Regions from separate parts of the Mus musculus genome. Here region 1 is linked to region 2. Evidence: chromatin contacts called from ENCODE POLR2A ChIA-PET data. All regions are on one chromosome and are shown on one strand. The core of a region is the stretch at or near the end of the contact, and the rest is flanking DNA. Distances in the headings are between cores, read along the strand shown.

Region 1 (5,310 bases), core at 888-3,387, 110 kb after region 2:
TCATCATGTGCCCTCAGCATCTTTGTGGGGCGGCACCCACTAGGACTCCAGAATCCTACAGCCTTGCTAGCAGATTGAAAAAAAAAATCACTAAAGGAACGAAAAGGGGGGAAACGAGTGAGTGATCATGGTGATCTTGATAAACAGCGACACAGAAAAAGCAAAAGTGGGCCAGAGATAGAACTCAGTAGTAGAGGACTTACCTAGCATGTGAGAAGACCTGGGCTCAATCCCGATTAAGCCTGGCACCTCAAAAATATTGAGGGGTGGGGAGAGAATGAATACTAAGGAACAAAAGAGGATACTGTCAATCTAAAAAAAAATCAATATAAAAAAATCAATATAACCATATGTATAGGACTAGAACAAAATACATGAAAATAGTTATTATTTGGTCCATACATTTATAAATAATTATTGTTTTAGCTGCTGTTTTCCAAACCCTCCACAAAGGGAATGTGGTATTTGGGTCAATGGGGTTTCTGAGGGTAAAGGTGCTCTTGTGTAAGCCTGATGACCTGAGTTCTAGCTCCAAATTCCACACCAATGAACTGACTCCTGAAAACTGTTCTCACAGTGCCACGTATGTGCTCTGGCACACATGTACATGGAGGCACATGCACAGACACACAATAACTTTTTAAAAAGCACTCCGACACCTCTATACCTCTATACCTGCCCAAAAGGTTATAATAGATTTTCAGATTAAAGAATCACAATGATTAATTGTTGAGTTCTTATCAAATGTTGCTTCCTCTGTGAATCAGACTGTTGCCCCACTATGGGGCCTTAGAAGCCCCTGTCCAACATTCTTGTACTGCTCATCAACCATAGGGAATTGTTTACAATATCTTCAGAAACCTCGGCGCTCTTTGAAAGAAGAAACTGATTCCCCATCTCTGAATCAACAGGCTCTAGCACAAACTAAACATTCTAAGGCTCATGCCCCAGAAAACCAGTGAGTAGGAGTATTCTAAATTCGATCACATTTTCCCTGAGATTTCCTCCACAGCTGCGACGACCTGGGGAGGCCTGTGGGAAGATTTGGAAGGAAAAACTGCTTTTGAAGAGCCAGAACTGAGGTTTCAGAGACCCTGGAGAAAACAGAGCTGATCCAAGTTGGATTTTCCTGACCTCTGCCGAGACTGTCACGTGGTGGCGCATAGAGAATTCCCTAATTCTGTTTATCCCTTTGGAATCTCTCATCCTTTCTAGGACTTCCCCTGGGAACAGGGGAAACCCCAGTGCTAGGGACTGGGCTGTGTCACCAATAACTGCATTTAATCCCAAACCACAAATAATGTTAAGTATCAGGGAAGGGTGTGGTTGTCAGTTAGGATACACTTCAGTCGTCTCTAAATATCTTCCAGAAGTTTCTTCCAAAGAGCTTTTTAGAGCCAAGTAGAGTCAAGAAGGGGGCTCCGAAACAGATCTTAGTAATATTGGCCACAGCTGAAACTATCGACCAAGCAAAATCACAAACTGTACCAGGAAAGGTGAACCCTGTAACAAAGAAGCTCCTGAAGCTGACAAGCACTAGGACACGCCCTGATCCTCACCACTCAGTGGTGGCAAGGCTAGGCTGAAGCCCAGGGGCCTTGCTTCTGCACTCAACACAGGCGACCCCAAGACCAGGTCCTAGAGCAAGCTAGGTGTAGAAGCGTTCCTCCTGCTTATCTAGGAAATTATTCCTAACCCTGCAGGTTCTCGCAGAGGCTCTTGGCTCTGGTTCTGGCCATTGTGCCTCCCGAGACGGCTGGATTCTTATTTCTACACTCACCCACTTTCTAAAATCAAACCTGAGAGGAAGGGCACGGCCCTGGATGAGAATGCCCTGAAATACTAAGAGCATTCTTCCGCAGGGACGTTTACAATAGGGCTGTCCCTGGGGACGGGCAAAGTTAGTCTGTTGGCAGAGTGGGAAGGGTGTGTGTGTGCGTGTGTGTTGCCTTGTGTTTTGGAGAGAGAAGGAGAGAGAGAGAGAGAGAGAGAGAGAGAGAGAGAGAGAGAGAGAGAGAGAGAGAGAGAGAGAGAGAGCGCTGGTGGGGCGGGGTGGGGGGCAGGAAGGGAGGGATGGGTGGGGAGGGCAGATGCCTGCCCTCCAGGCTCCTCCCGCTCCGGGGCGCCTCCGCCCTCTGTACCCGCCTCGCGTACAAAGACGCGCGGTCTTCGGCACTAGCCTCATCGTGGTGTGCCCAGCTCTTCCAAGGACTGCTGCGCTTCGGGGCCCAGGTGAGTCCCGCACCTAATATCTGCCCTCTGGGAACCCCACACCCGCTTGCTTCGGCCTCCAGCCAGGCTTCGCGAGGAGCCGCGCCCCGCGAGCCTGGGTGGGGCCACCCCTCCAGCTCGCACACTGCTTCGGATGCCCCCAGACTCGCTGGGGCGGAGGCCAGTCTTGTCTGGAGCTACCCCATCCTGGCGTTGGAGCCGCTGTTCTGTTCTCCTTTTCGGCATGTGGTTCTTCATTCTCATCTTTTCTACTTTGCAACTAGTCTTAGAGTTAACTGGAGTTTAGCAGAACCTGCTTGCGCTCTGTCCTAGTTGGCAGTTCCATGAAGCTTCAGGCTACAGGCAGAGCTCAGGCTGTTTGAGCCGCTTTGGCCAGGGAGGACTGGAGGCTTGGCAGCTGGAGGATTCCCTTTCTGAAGGACCCTGCTCTGCTTGTTGCCTTAGCCTCAGTGCAAATTCCAGGTTGCTTCGGAAGGATCTTTAAAGTAGGACTTTCTGTCTCTCTACCAAGTGTTCCTCTAGCTACTCGGATTAAATAAAGGGAACCAGAGAGAGATGGAACGAGAGAGCAGGCTTGGTGAAGAATCTTCAGTCTGGGATTAATTTTCATGTGGTGCAGTGAGAGGGACGTACCTGCTTCACGGCCTGAGCTTGGCAACAGGAATGACTGACCTCTTTCCTAGCCCTGCCTGGGAGGACTCTGGAGAAATTGCTGAGTGGGTGGCAAGCAAAACAGAAATGTGACAGACCAGCAGAGCCCGGATCCACATTCTGAAATCCACAGGACCCACCTCCCTCATTTTCCTACCCCCACCCCCCACCCCAGGAAAGCCAGACACATTCTGCAGGGTGGGGCTAGCACAAAGGGTTCCTGGATTCTCCTAGTGATCTGTGGCCTGTGACTCAGCTGTGAGACCTTGGGTGTGGCCTAGCTGGTTGCTGATTCTCTGTGGATGGTTTGAACAGATCGCTCCCTGAAGGAAAAGAGGAACTGTGCCATCTTCCAGGGCATTTTCCAAGAGGAAATGAGTCACAACTAACTGGCCACCAACCTGCAGGAGGGGTTTCTTGTCTGAGCTGCCTGGAAGGGCAGTAATTAGACTGGCAGAACCATTCCAAGTCTGTCTCTCTCCCCCCCGCCCCCCCCATTCCCCAAGCTTCAGTTTCAGCTTCCAGGAGTGGATTTTTGCATGTTATACTTCAAATTAGGTAGAAACTCTCTGTCAGAGAGCTTGCCTTCGGTGTGTTTCAGCAAATTGCAAACGATAATGCCCGACGTTGGAGCAGGAAGGAGGAGTTCATATAACTCCCTGAAATTTCATTTACCTTAGTCCTCCTCCCATTGCCTATGCACTGTCACTGACAGTCTAAGAGTAGTGTTGTTTGTTTGTTTGTTTGTTTGTTTGTTTGTTTTTGGTCTGCTTGGCATAGAGCAGTTATTTGGGTTCCCCTAATTTCTGAGTGATGCTGTTCCCTGGCTTTTCCTAAATACAACATCAAATGGGCCGTTGTCCTCTTATGCCTGGCCTCTGGCCAGCCTCTGAGCAGTCACCCCAATGTGGTCAGGCCCTGGGCTGGGTGGGGCTGAGGCTGGATACCTCCCTGCTTTCTACTGACAGGAGAGAGAGAGAGAGAGAGAGAGAGAGAGAGAGAGAGAGAGAGTGTGTCATGGAGTCATGTCTCCCCACCTCCCAGCAAATACATAAGTATTTGATATGCCTTGGACACATTCCATTCATTTAAGCCTAGCTAAGAGAACAATAGGATTCTTTCAGAATTATGAAATAAATTAATGCTCACAGTGCTGGGGAAAGATGGGCTCTCAGGATTCACAACTTAGGAATCACACCTCAAAAGCAAAGGGAGTAACAGGCTTGGCAGTGTGAGGGTCTAGCTCTTCAGGACCACCACCCCTGGAGGGAGGCAGGGAGGGACTGATTGACTTTTAAAGACAACTTTCAACCCTTCAACTAAATAATTCTCACTTGTCCATGTAGCTGATGTTGTTGGTTGGGTTGCTGACTCATGACAACCCCTCATGGAAAAATGGATGCTCTTGGTTGAGCTAGAGTTCTTTCTTCCTATTGAATTGCATCTGGAGCTTCCTTTAGCAGACCATGTCTGTAGTATGCAAGTTTTAGTTGGTGAGAAAGTCTGAGCTAAAATCCATTGTTTTCATTTCATTCCTACCCCAAATATACTGTAAGGGTCAGATTCAAAAATGTCCTCTGGATTCAATTAAAAAAAAAAAAAAAGGATTGGTCTTCAAATTCTCCTAAACAAAAGAACAGAAACTCTACAAACGTTTTAAAATAATGGATGTTTGTGTTCACTGACACCCTAATTAATTCTGGGTGGCTTCAAGAAAATTAAGATATGGAAAAAATACAGATGAACAAAGTAAATCAGGCCTCCAGCTTCTGAGATTTGTAGCCTAGACCTGGGCATAGGTCCAGAACAGACATTTGGGATTGCTTAGGAAGAGGGATTCCCACCCTACGCCCCTCTCTTAAAGACCGACAGAAAATAAGAACATTGTTGGAATTGAACACCATAGGAAATGTGTGCAAAGTAGGTGTTTGCTGTAAAGGAAACAAAAACAGGAATTGTTTCCTTCAGAGGAAGAGACAGTTAAGACAGGTTGCTCAGGCTAACGTGAAGGGTGTAGGCGGACATCAGAATAAAAACGGTTCAGTAAAAGGTGAGTGGGTAAGGCCTGGGTCTTTCCTGCAGAGCTGGCCAAGCAGTGGCTGGTGTGATGAATGAAACCAAGAGAAACTGCAGAAGTGAGAAGCCTGTGGATCTGACCAGACCTGCTTAACAGGACACTTAGTTTATCCCTTTGTTTCTGGAATGTACTCTATACTCTGCCATTCCATTCAGAGGTGAACCCTGCTGAGGGCTCCACCCCCCCCCCCCCTTCCCAGAACTCATCCTTTAGCTGCTGTGCTCTGAGCTGTCAACTGCCTAAAGACAATTTCATCTGTATCTCCTCTACTTTGAGTCATTCATTTAACAAATGTCATCTAGTGGTCTCAACTAAAGCAGAATAATATGTGGTTCTTAACTAAGACAGTT
Region 2 (4,814 bases), core at 2,135-4,634:
AGAGAGAGAGAGAGAGAGAGAGAGAGAGCAGATAACTAAGAGATATAATGTGGTTATAGAGAATCCCTTGAAGGATATCTAGGCAAAATAACAGAAACCTCAGGAAAAGACAAAAGAGCTTTTGATGACCTGTAGTTGGTTATGTGTATCCATTGCTGAAGTTGGTCCAAAGACTAAGAAACCTGTATTAAAACATTAGTTAGGACTGAGTCAGAGAAGCCTTACTCTTTAAGGGTTTGCCATATTAAACCAATTCACTGGCCCCAATAGATAATGATAGTTCTGACAAAACTTGGAAATCACAGACCTTGGTATTGAAGGCCTCGAAGAGGCAGAAATGAACTAAATTTACAATAGTCTTTTCATCTCTTATCACCTCAACTTTCTAATTAATCCATGTCAGGGATGCCAGGAAGCAGAGTAAGAAATGGACATCAAGAAGGATTCTAAATTCTTCTCAGAATTCCAAAAACAAAACAAAACAAAACACCCTTGCCTTTGGTGAAGACAGAATTTCAGAGAAGCTGCTGAATCATTTAATAGTCTCCATAAACCTAGTATGAACCAAAGTATCATGTAGTATGAAATGGAAGGGTGGGAGTCACTGACAGCCAGGGGTGAATCCATTTTCCTTACAATAAAATAGCACTGCGATTCACAAATGATCATCAGGGTTGAGAAAGCCCTGACAGCTCTAATGGGCTAGAATGACCTTAATGTGCTTCCAGAAGAAACCAACTCAAGTGTTTAGATGTCATAACCATTAGTAACTTAGGCTGAATGACATGATTATATCTACAATGATGCATTACACTAGCTCTTTTTCTCCAGGGGCTTCAATATACTAGCAAGAAAAACAAATGAGCAAATTTCATTTAGATTTAATATCACTAAGAATAAAATTTCACAACATGCTTTCTCATGAGCAGTTTGATAAACACATATTCAAGATATTCTCCAAAATTAGTTACTTAAGAAGCAACCCCTAACCTGTAGGGAAAATCAGAGGGATAGAATGTAAAATAAATTTCCATCTGAATTTTTTAAGAAAAGATATTTGCTCACCCTCCTCTTTATCTTCACGGTCTACCAGGCAGAGCTTATGGTCACCTCTTCATGGTGTGCTACATACCATACCATAGAGAAGTTAGTTGGTTCTCATTGGTTTATGTTAAGAAAAGAAAAGAAAAGAAAAGAAAAGAAAAGAGAAGAAAAGAGAAGAAAAGGAAGAATCCTGTTTGCTGTCAACCTAGAATCTGTATCTTCCATAAAAACAAATGTTTTAAGGAGTGAGAAATATGGCCAAGGAGTCAAAGGCACTTACTGCTCTTGTAAAGGACCTGAATTTGGTTTCTAGTATCCTTGTCGGGTGGCCAGTCCCAGGGGAATCTGACATCTCTGGCATCCATAGGCACCTATACTTATATGTGCACATGCATACACACACACACTTAAAAATAAATCTTTAAAAAATGACTAGAATTTTTTTGAAGCCATAATAAATCAAGTTTTAGAACACTCATCACCTTTGTTTTTATGTTTTTATTTTAACAATGAAAGAAAATTAGAAAATCTGGAGAATATTCTCCTTTATGTATTAGGTGGGGCCAGTACCCAGTCAGGAGACAAGTCCTGTGAACCCTGTGCCAAATAGCTACGTGAGCAAATAGTGAGATAAACAAGCCATTCCTGGAGACAGAGGTGGAGCTGGGATTTCAATGAATCAGGTCATCCCACAGAGTGGGTGTCTCCTTCCTAAGTTGCTCCCCGGGGCACAATTTAAACCCCTATAAAAGGCCAGGCTCCCAGTTACCTAGCACACTTGCCAGCAGTGTCAGTGAGCACTTGACTTCTTCTTCTGGTGAAGTGGGTAAGTTCCATTCTATGGGATGATATTCTATGATAATTCATTTTCTAGCCATGGTACATGTTGGGAGAATAGAGGTAGGTCCTACCTTCCAGAAGGGACTTCCACCTTCCAGTATCGGGTAAATCTCACTTCATCTGTCTCTTGGTTTTCTTCTTTTTTGGAAAGGTCTTGTTTAGCCCTGTCTGGCCTAAACCTTACTGTGTAGACCCAGCTGTTCTCAAACTCACAGGAATCCACCTGCCTCTGCTTCTGGGAAGCTAGGATTAAAGGAATGAACCAGCATGCTTAGCTTACTCCATCTCCTCATGGTCAGAGCCATTAGTTGAACCAAGAGCAGCAATTCTTCCAAGGCTCTGAACTCAATACTTACGTGCATCAAGAAATGTCATGTGTGCCTCTTATGAGACTCATTTTTCTGAAAAACTATGATCTCAAAGGTGTGCAAACTCTTTTGATCTCTTTTTTATGCATTCTTACACAGTTCACATCTGAATTGGCAAAAGAGGTATTGAAGTTGAAATGATATAAAGTACTCACCTAAATGCGGTACTATGCAGGCAGCCAGCAAAGCCATCCAAATATTCTTTTAACATGAGCCAGTTGTCATTGTCCTTGCTGTGCATTTTGCTTTGTTCTGACATTATGGGAATTCAACATACAATTTTGAACATACTAGCAGTCATTCTACCACTGAACTACATTCCCAGAGTCCCTCCTATTTTTATAATCCAACATTCAAACTATTTACTTGAGTTTAACAAAGCCAGCCCTAAGAATAATATCATCCAAAGTTCTTCAGGTTTGTTTGGCCCACTGACTGGTTAACCAAACAGAAAGGATCTTTCAAATAATTTTCATTAATAGAAGATTGGGTAGCCATACTATGTCTGAGTTAAGATAGATAGCATGCATTGTTTTTCTGCCTTGTTCTATCTAGATGTTACAATGTTTCACTTGGATGACATGAATTAGTGTCTTATAGGCTATATATTTAAGAAATAATTCACATTTTCTTTCCACCGTTCTGTTTGTTGCAATGTTTTTGAAAACACAATTAGCATACATGGTTACATATTTATTTCTGAAGATGCTCAAGTCTCTCTTCACATCATTGCTTTTACCTATCCTTTGTGCTCAACTTTAAGTGTTGCTATGAATAGCAATATGTAGAATTTAAATTCTTTCCCTCATCACTCCATTCTCTGCTCTGAAATATGCTGAAATGAAAACAGGGGGAGGGAGGTTATGGATAGTCTACACTGATGGACAATGAAAAGTTGACTGTAATATAGTATGAAGGTGATTTCTTGGTTTAGAATTTTTCAATATTTCTCTTCCTCTTCCTGAATATAGTATTCAAAGATAAAATGCTTTGAAAATGCAAGTTAAAATAACTATGATAGATCCAAAGATCTGTTTAAATCAGTGTGAATGAAGTTTTCCCAAAGTCAGAAGCAGAGATTTGATTTTTAATCCTATTTTATTGTTCAGGTTTACTTGAATTTTAAGAAAAAATGTCTCCACTTATAAGAAGCATTGTCGATATCACTGAAGTTTTCAATCAATATGCATCACAAAGTTGTGATGGAGCATCACTTAGCAAGAAAGACCTGAAAAACCTCCTTGAGAGAGAACTTGGAGATGTCCTTCAGGTAAGACCTCACATACACAAAAAGAAATCTATAGGTGTGGGGGCTATCAAATTTTCTCCCAAGAAAGACCAGAGCAATGAATATTGATCAATATTGTTTTAAAACATGACAGGGCTACATTCATTTTTGAGCCCGAGTTATTTAAATCTGTATTGTAATATGAGTATTAAAGAAGTTAATAGCATATATTTAATGGTCTTGATGGCATTGTTAGTAGGAATGAAGTGTAAGTTAATAGGGCATTACCACTGATGATGCCTGATCAAGTTAGTTGGACCTGAAAAGACTCCCCGCACCATCTTCCAACTTTCAGCAACAGAAATTTGCCTGTTTCGCAATTAAAATGGCATTGCTGTAAATATCTCAGTTCTTCTTCAAACATGGAATAAGACTTAAATCAGGAGCACTGGCTATTTCAAGCAGAAATATCTGTTGAAAATCTTCTTAAATTCCATTGTACTGATCACAAGGATGAAACCATTCTTATTCATTCATCTAGAAAGAATTTGTTGTTTTGATCAGCACACAATTAACAAAAATTTCCAACAATAGTATGTTTTGAAATGAGTTGTTTCCATAGCTGGGGAAACAGGACAACATATTTTCTTTGCTTTTTAAAAAGATTTATTTATTTATTTTATATGTGAGTACACTGTCGATCCCTTTAGACACACCAGAAGAGAGCATCAGATCCCATTACAGATGGGGTTGTGAGCCACCATGTGGTTGCTGGGAATTGAACTCAGGACTTATGGAAGAGCAGTCAAGTGCTCTTAGCGGCTAAACCATCTCTCCAGCTCCTCTGTGCATTTTCTAATCGCTCCAAATAGTCCCCTCCCCAAAACAAACGTGAGTGCAAAAGTTTACTACTTGTAAATAATTAATTATAAAACTTTTTTGTTTGTTTGTTTTAATCTTTTCATAGAGACCACATGACCCTGAGACGATAGACCTGACCCTAGAACTTCTGGATCGCGACTGCAACGGGCGTGTTGATTTCAACGAATTCCTCCTGTTCCTTTTCAAGATTGCTCAAGCTTGCTATTATGCTCTCGATCAGGCCGCAGAGCTAGGCGAGAAGAGAGCCCTGCCCAATGAAAAGAGGAACCTGTCACAAGATCGCAGGCAAGAAGACCAAAGGAGATTCGAGCCCCGAAGCAGACAACTGGACGAAGAACCTGGGCGCCGAAGCTGGCAGAAGAGACGTGAGCAGGAGGAGCGCGCTGAGGAGCAGCGGCTGGAGCAGCGCTACAGGCAGCACCGCGATGAAGAGCAGAGACTGCAAAGGCGAG

Evidence for each region. ChIA-PET counts read pairs that join two places held with the same protein, here RNA polymerase II (POLR2A).
Region 1: POLR2A ChIA-PET joins it to region 2 with 13 read pairs in Patski. The contact joins the promoter of S100a10 here to the promoter of Tchh in region 2. POLR2A ChIA-PET finds 5 or more read pairs at or near these places in 3 of 5 experiments (Patski and embryonic stem cell).

What each region holds. Positions count from the first base shown.
Region 1 is chr3:93,552,980-93,558,289 of GRCm38, forward strand. It overlaps S100a10 (S100 calcium binding protein A10 (calpactin)), which reads left to right and starts at 2,138. Exons shown (of 3, transcript NM_009112.2): 1 at 2,138-2,232.
Region 2 is chr3:93,438,946-93,443,759 of GRCm38, forward strand. It overlaps Tchh (trichohyalin), which reads left to right and starts at 3,385. Exons shown (of 2, transcript NM_001163098.1): 1 at 3,385-3,522; 2 at 4,448-4,814. The coding sequence starts at 3,385.